Linked DNA regions of Homo sapiens: region 1 is linked to region 2. A link is a contact called in ENCODE Hi-C or POLR2A ChIA-PET data. All regions are on one chromosome and are shown on one strand. Each heading gives the region's core, a stretch centred on a gene start or an enhancer-like site at or near the end of the contact. The rest is flanking DNA. Distances are from core to core; before and after follow the strand shown. Region 1 has its middle 68 kb from the start of COQ2. Region 2 overlaps LIN54 (lin-54 DREAM MuvB core complex component).

What was found. A loop is a pair of places that touch in the nucleus more often than their neighbours do. ChIA-PET counts read pairs that join two places held with the same protein, here RNA polymerase II (POLR2A). Pooled maps may share reads with other maps.
Region 1: a loop to region 2 is called in a pooled map, with 2.4 times the contacts of the local background. The contact joins two enhancer-like sites. A Hi-C loop is called at or near these places in 2 of 50 pooled maps. POLR2A ChIA-PET finds 5 or more read pairs at or near these places in 5 of 52 experiments (OCI-LY7, SK-N-SH, WTC11 and 2 more).

What each region holds. Positions count from the first base shown.
Region 1 is chr4:83,215,679-83,218,420 of GRCh38, reverse strand. No RefSeq gene overlaps it. Among named protein-coding and RNA genes, the nearest start is that of COQ2, 68 kb to the left of the region's middle. RefSeq lists an enhancer at 1,344-1,413. Within about 2 kb of position 1,285, at least 14 of the 41 ENCODE cell types and tissues checked have a DNase peak (open chromatin) inside an H3K27ac peak, as active enhancers do.
Region 2 is chr4:82,988,229-82,991,199 of GRCh38, reverse strand. All of the region lies in intron 1 of LIN54 (lin-54 DREAM MuvB core complex component), which reads left to right. Among named protein-coding and RNA genes, the nearest start is that of LIN54, 21 kb to the left of the region's middle. RefSeq lists enhancers at 1,185-1,294, 1,345-1,394. Within about 2 kb of position 1,484, at least 4 of the 41 ENCODE cell types and tissues checked have a DNase peak (open chromatin) inside an H3K27ac peak, as active enhancers do.

The sequences.
Region 1 (2,742 bases), core at 36-2,535, 230 kb before region 2:
TAGAATTCACCACTAATAGAGGGGTAGTGCTCAAGCCTGGCTGCCAGTAGAAAAACCTGAGAGATTTTTAAAAAATGCCCAAACTCGGTGCCCTCCCCAGACCAGTGGACTGAGAATCGTGGAGGGGAGGAGGTCAATCTGGGTATTTTTCAAAGCTCCTCAAGTAATGTTAATATGTACTCGGGGTTGAGAACTTTTGCCCTGACCCTTTATGGAGCCCATATTTAAGCACTCACCCTATGAGTAAACTGAGTAATTGATTAAAAAGTAAAAAACACTTTCACACCTTTTATCTCATTTGGTCTCTATAATAACAACACGTAAACTGGGCTTCATTTTCCCACTGCACAGAGGAGGAAGTGGAGAGCTGAGCTGCTAGAAGTTACCAAGGTCCCTTTGAGAGCTTCAGTTCTGCACTTCTTGTATTTGATCATCTCCCCTGAGATTAACAGATTTTGCTCTCCCCACCCAGAGCCCAGTATCGCACCTTTCATTCAAGCAGTTCAACCTCAATAACCAAAACAGTGAAAAATGAGTAGCTCAGCAGAACACCAGGAAGTCACTCCCAGTGACAGAACCCCACAGGGTGGTTCAGCTTCCTCATAGGTTTCTCACATTACGGGTAACAGTTCATCTTCCTGTTTCTTTCACTTCTTGTTTACCCCTATCAAAACCACCTCAGTCGCATATTTGAAATGCATTTTCCCAAGCCCCAGATTAATCAGAATCCCCGCGGGTGTTGTTCAAGTATATCTTGTGTGTATGTGTGTATCTGTGGGAAAATATACATAAAATTCACCATCTTAGCCCATTTTGTGTGTGGTTTAAGCAACAAATATTTATTTTCTCACAGTTCTGGAGGTTGGAAGTCTGCAATCAGAGCATCAGCATGGTCAGGTGAGGGTCCTCTTCCCAGCTGGCGGGGGTCCACCATCTCAAGGTGTCCTCACTTGGCCTGTTTGGCCTTTGCAGAAGACAGGCAGATCTGGAGAATGAGAGATTACTACAGACTTAATCAGGTGGCGGCCTCAATTGTAACTGCTATTCCTGATGTGGATTCATTCTGGAGCAAATCAGCCCATCCCCTGGTGCCTAGCAGGCAGCTACTGGTAGGCGAAGGCTTTCTTCTCCATCCCTGCATCTTGTGGCTCACTAACATGCACGTGAGCCTGGTATGCCAGGAACACGTGCTGCGCCAGCGGCTGGGCTTCCAGCGAGGTACAGAGAGGGGACACACGCCTTTCAGGGGGAGAAAGGGGCAGGGAGGGCCTCTAGGGACACCACGTCAGGACCCTCCCACTGCACCCAGGCCTTGGAGTGGGCCACCCTGCCCAGGACCCATCTTAACCATTTTTAAGTGCACCATTCAGTGGCAGTAAGTACATTCACATGTTGTGCTATCATCACCATGGTCTATCTCCAGAACTTTTTAATCTTCCCATACAGAAACACCTATTAAAGAACTTCCTATTCCCCTCTCCCCCAGCCCCTGTTAACCACCATTCACTTTCTGTTTCTAGGAGTTTGACTACTTTATTAGATTGCTGCAAAAGTAATTGTGGTTTCCATATTTAAAAAAAAATGGCAAAAGCTGCAATTAATTTGTTTTTTTGGTTTTTTTTTTTTTTTTTGAGACGGAGTTTCACTCTTGTTGCCCAGGCTGGAGTGCAATGGCACAATCTCAGCTCACTGTAACCTCTGCCTCCTGAGTTCAAGCGATTCTCCCGCCTCAGCCTCCTGAGTAGCTAGGATTACAGGCATGCGCCACCACACCCAGCTAATTTTGTATTGTTAGTAGAGACGGGGTTTCTCCATGTTGGTCAGGCTGGTCTCGAACTCCTGACCTCAGGTGATCCGCCTGCCTCCACCTCCCAAAGTGCTGGGATTACAGGCATGAGCCACTGTACCCAGCCTGCCTATTTTTTAATCGAATTATTTATTTTTATGTGGTTGAGTTGTAGGAGTTCTTTATATATTCTGGATATTAACTCCTTATCAGATCTATGGTTTACAGATATTTGCTCCCATTCTGCAGGTTGCCTTTCCACTCTGTTGATTGTTTCCTTTCCTGCACAGAAGTTTTTGCAGTCCCACTTGCTATTTTTGCTTTTGTCACCTGTGCTTTTGTGTCATACACTAGACATCATTGCCAAATCCAATGTCATGAAGATTTCCTCCTATATTTTCTCCTAAGAGTTTTATAGCTTCAGGTCTTACATTTAGGTCTTTAATACATTTTCAGTTAATTTTTGTACAGTCAAGAGTCCAATTTCATTCTTTTGCAGGTGGATATCCGGTTTTCCCAATTCCATTTGTTGAGAAACTATCCTTTCCCCATTGTGTTGTCTTGACACTCTTGTCAAAGATCATTTGATGATATACATGAGAGTTTATTTCTGGGCTCCTTATTCTGTACCATTGGTCTATATGTCTGTCTTTATGTCAGTGACATTCTGTTTTAATTACCCTACCTCTGTAATGCTTTAAAATCAGGAAGTGTGAGGCTTCCAGCCTTGTTTTCCTTTCTCAAGATGTTTTGGCTATTTTTGAGATTCTATATGGATTTTAGTATTTTTTTTCTATTTCTATAAACAATGACATTGGAATCTTTGATAAGCATTGCATTGGATCTGTATATTGCTTTGTGTAGTATGGATATTTTAATGCTTCCAATCCCTGAACATGAGATGTCTTTCTGTTTGTGTCTTATTTAATTTCATTTAGCAATGTTTTACAGTTTAC
Region 2 (2,971 bases), core at 235-2,734:
TTGGGAGACAATTTTCCATGGGTCTTTTTTTTTTTTTTTTTTTTTCTTAAGAGACAGGCTGTCACTGTGTTGCCCAGGCTGGAGTACAGTGGTGCACTGCAGCCTTGAACTTCTGGCCTCAAGCGATCCTCCCATCTCATCCTCCTGAATAGCTGGGACTACAGGTGCACGCCATTGCACCTGACTTCTTCATGGGTCCTTGCATTTCTGTACCTCTTACCAGTGAGGCAGTGACAGCCCTTTTGTTTTAAATGATCTTTTCAAGGATATGTGTATAGCAAACAGCCTGGGATGATATAGCATCTCCCTCTGTAGCAAAGGGCAGATTTGCTTATTGTCCAGTATAATAAAGATAATATCTCCCTCTGGGCAAAGAGCAGGTTTGCTTTGGCCCGTTATAAAAGATTTGGGTTCCCTGGCTGGGCGCGGTGGCTCACGCCTGTAATCCTAGCACTTTGGGAGGCGGAGGCGGGCGGATCACGAGGTCAGGAGATCGAGACCATCCTGGCTAACATGGTGAAACCCTGTCTCTACTAAAAATACAAAAAATTAGCCGGGCGTGGTGGCGGGCGCCCGTAGTCCCAGCTACTCAGGAGGCTGAGGCAGGAGAATGGCATGAACCTGGGAGGCGGAGCTTGCAATGAGCCGAGATCGCGCCACTGCACTCCAACCTGGGCGACCGAGTGAGACTCTGTCTCAGAAAAAAAAAAAAAGATTTGTGTTACCTAAGCTCAGGGTTCCTAAGTTATGATACAAACCTACTGCATATGTGGCATCTACCTGGACCCCCCTGTGTCTTCCCTGCGGGACTTGGGGGATATGGGGGAACTGATACACACATAATGCTCATGTTCCTTGCTGTACTGTGAGTCAAAAGTCCTTTTGTCTCTGACACATGACTACTGTGTCTTCTGCCGGTATCCATGGAAGATTACTAGGCTACTTTGTTAGCTTTCAAAGAGAGTTGAAAGTCTCAGACCCTCACAGTTCTTGATAGTTTTGGCCATGAGGATGGGGTGCTGACAGGCATGGCATTCTGAAGGAGGAAGGATGAGGGCCTCTTGGGCTAGGTTAGGAGATATGAAAATTCTCTCTGGCATCTGTTAGTGAATGGTCTCACCCAGGTGGTGGGCAAGGGCAGTGGGGATGGGGAGAATGAAAGTCCTCCACTGTTCTACCTGTTAATGAATAATTTAGAGGCTTAGTTGAGAGGTAGGATTGAAACATACCACCTGAATGGTGCTTTGGTTGTTGTACACTCAACTTCATGGCCCCTGCTCTGCTGAAAGGCAATGTGGCTATAGCTGCTGAGTTAAGGAGCCCTCAAAGCAGAACATATGGTGTCCACAATAAGGATATAGAGCTTTAGGTGGATTCAAAACCTTAGAAGTTTGGTTGAGCTGCAGGGGTTAATGCTTGAAAATGAAAGTAAATGCAAGCTTTGCTTACTGCTCTAAAGCCACAGTCTCCCTCTGTGGCCTGACCTCTCCCTCCTCCTACTCTTTAATTTCAGGTGCTTTAAAGAGAAAGATTAATAGGGGTTGGGCTGATGTCTGTGTGTCCTTATGGGGACCAAAGGCCATACCCCTATGTCTAAATATGCTGGAAGAACTTCAGGGAGAGGAAGGAGTCAAACTTTTATGGTTCTGTTGGATATAGGAACTAAATCATCATTCGTTGGGGGTAGTATCCAGATTCAACTCTTGGGGTTTGGGGAAGAAAGCTAGTGTGACATTGTGAGTGGAGCCCTTTGTTGTATATTGTTGTTGTGATTGTCATTGCTGATGTATATTTGATGTTGATACTTTTACATTCTTGTGCTGTGAATTCCCATAAGTGCCAGAGGGGATTCTTTGATCAGGAAGAGCGACATAAAGAAGTGCTAGTACTTTGGTGTCCCAAAACCCTAGTGAGTCCTTTAAGATGTTATAAGTGACTGATAACTTCACAGTATACATAATGAATTCATCCAATTCAATAAGACTGTAAACCTGGTATTTTTTTTTTTTCTTGAGAGAGAGTCTGGCTCTGTTGCCCAGGCTGGAGTGCAGTGACGTGATCTTGGCTCACTGCAAGCTCCGCCTCCCGGGTTCACGCCATTTTCCTGCCTCAGCCTCCTGAGTAGCTGGGACTACAGGCACCCACCACCGCGCCTGGCTAATTTTTTGTATTTTTAATAGAGATGGGGTTTCACCATGTTAGACAGGATGGTCTCGATCTCCTGACCTTGTGGTCTGCCTGCTTCGGCCTCCCAAAGTGCTGGGATTACAGGCATAAGACACCGCGCCCGGCCAAACCCAGTATTTTTAAAAGAAAAAAAAATTTAACAGGAACTTGTCAAAGGAAGATATACAGACAGACAATATGCACATGAAAAGAGGCTAGAGTCATTAATCATCTGGGAATTGCAAATTAAAAACACAATGAGATATCACTTCACATAGGCTAGAATGGCTGGAGTTGAAAAGACCAACAGAAGACTGACAATACCAATTGTTGGTGAGGCTGTGCAGCAGCTGGAACTCTCATACATTGCTGGAGGGTGTATAAAATGGTACAGCTAAGTTGGGAAATAGTTTAGCAGTTTCATGCAAAATTAAAAATAAACTTACCATGTGATTCACCTAGAAGGAATTGCCAGATCTTCTAGATATTTACTCAAAAGAAATGAAAAACGTATTTTCTGAAAAAACTTGAACCTAAGTATTTATAGCAGTTTATAGCAGAATTATTCATCATAGTTCCAAACTGGAAACAGTCCAAATGTCCATTAACAGATGAATGCATATACAAATTGTGGTCAATTTGTACAATGGAATATTACTCAGCAGTAAAAAGGAATAGAACTACTAATAAGTAAAACGATAAAGATAAATCTCAAAAGCATGCTGAGAGAAAAAACTCATACCATATGATTGCTTTATGTCATAAGTACATAATATATTATTCAATTTAAATGAAGTTCTGGAAT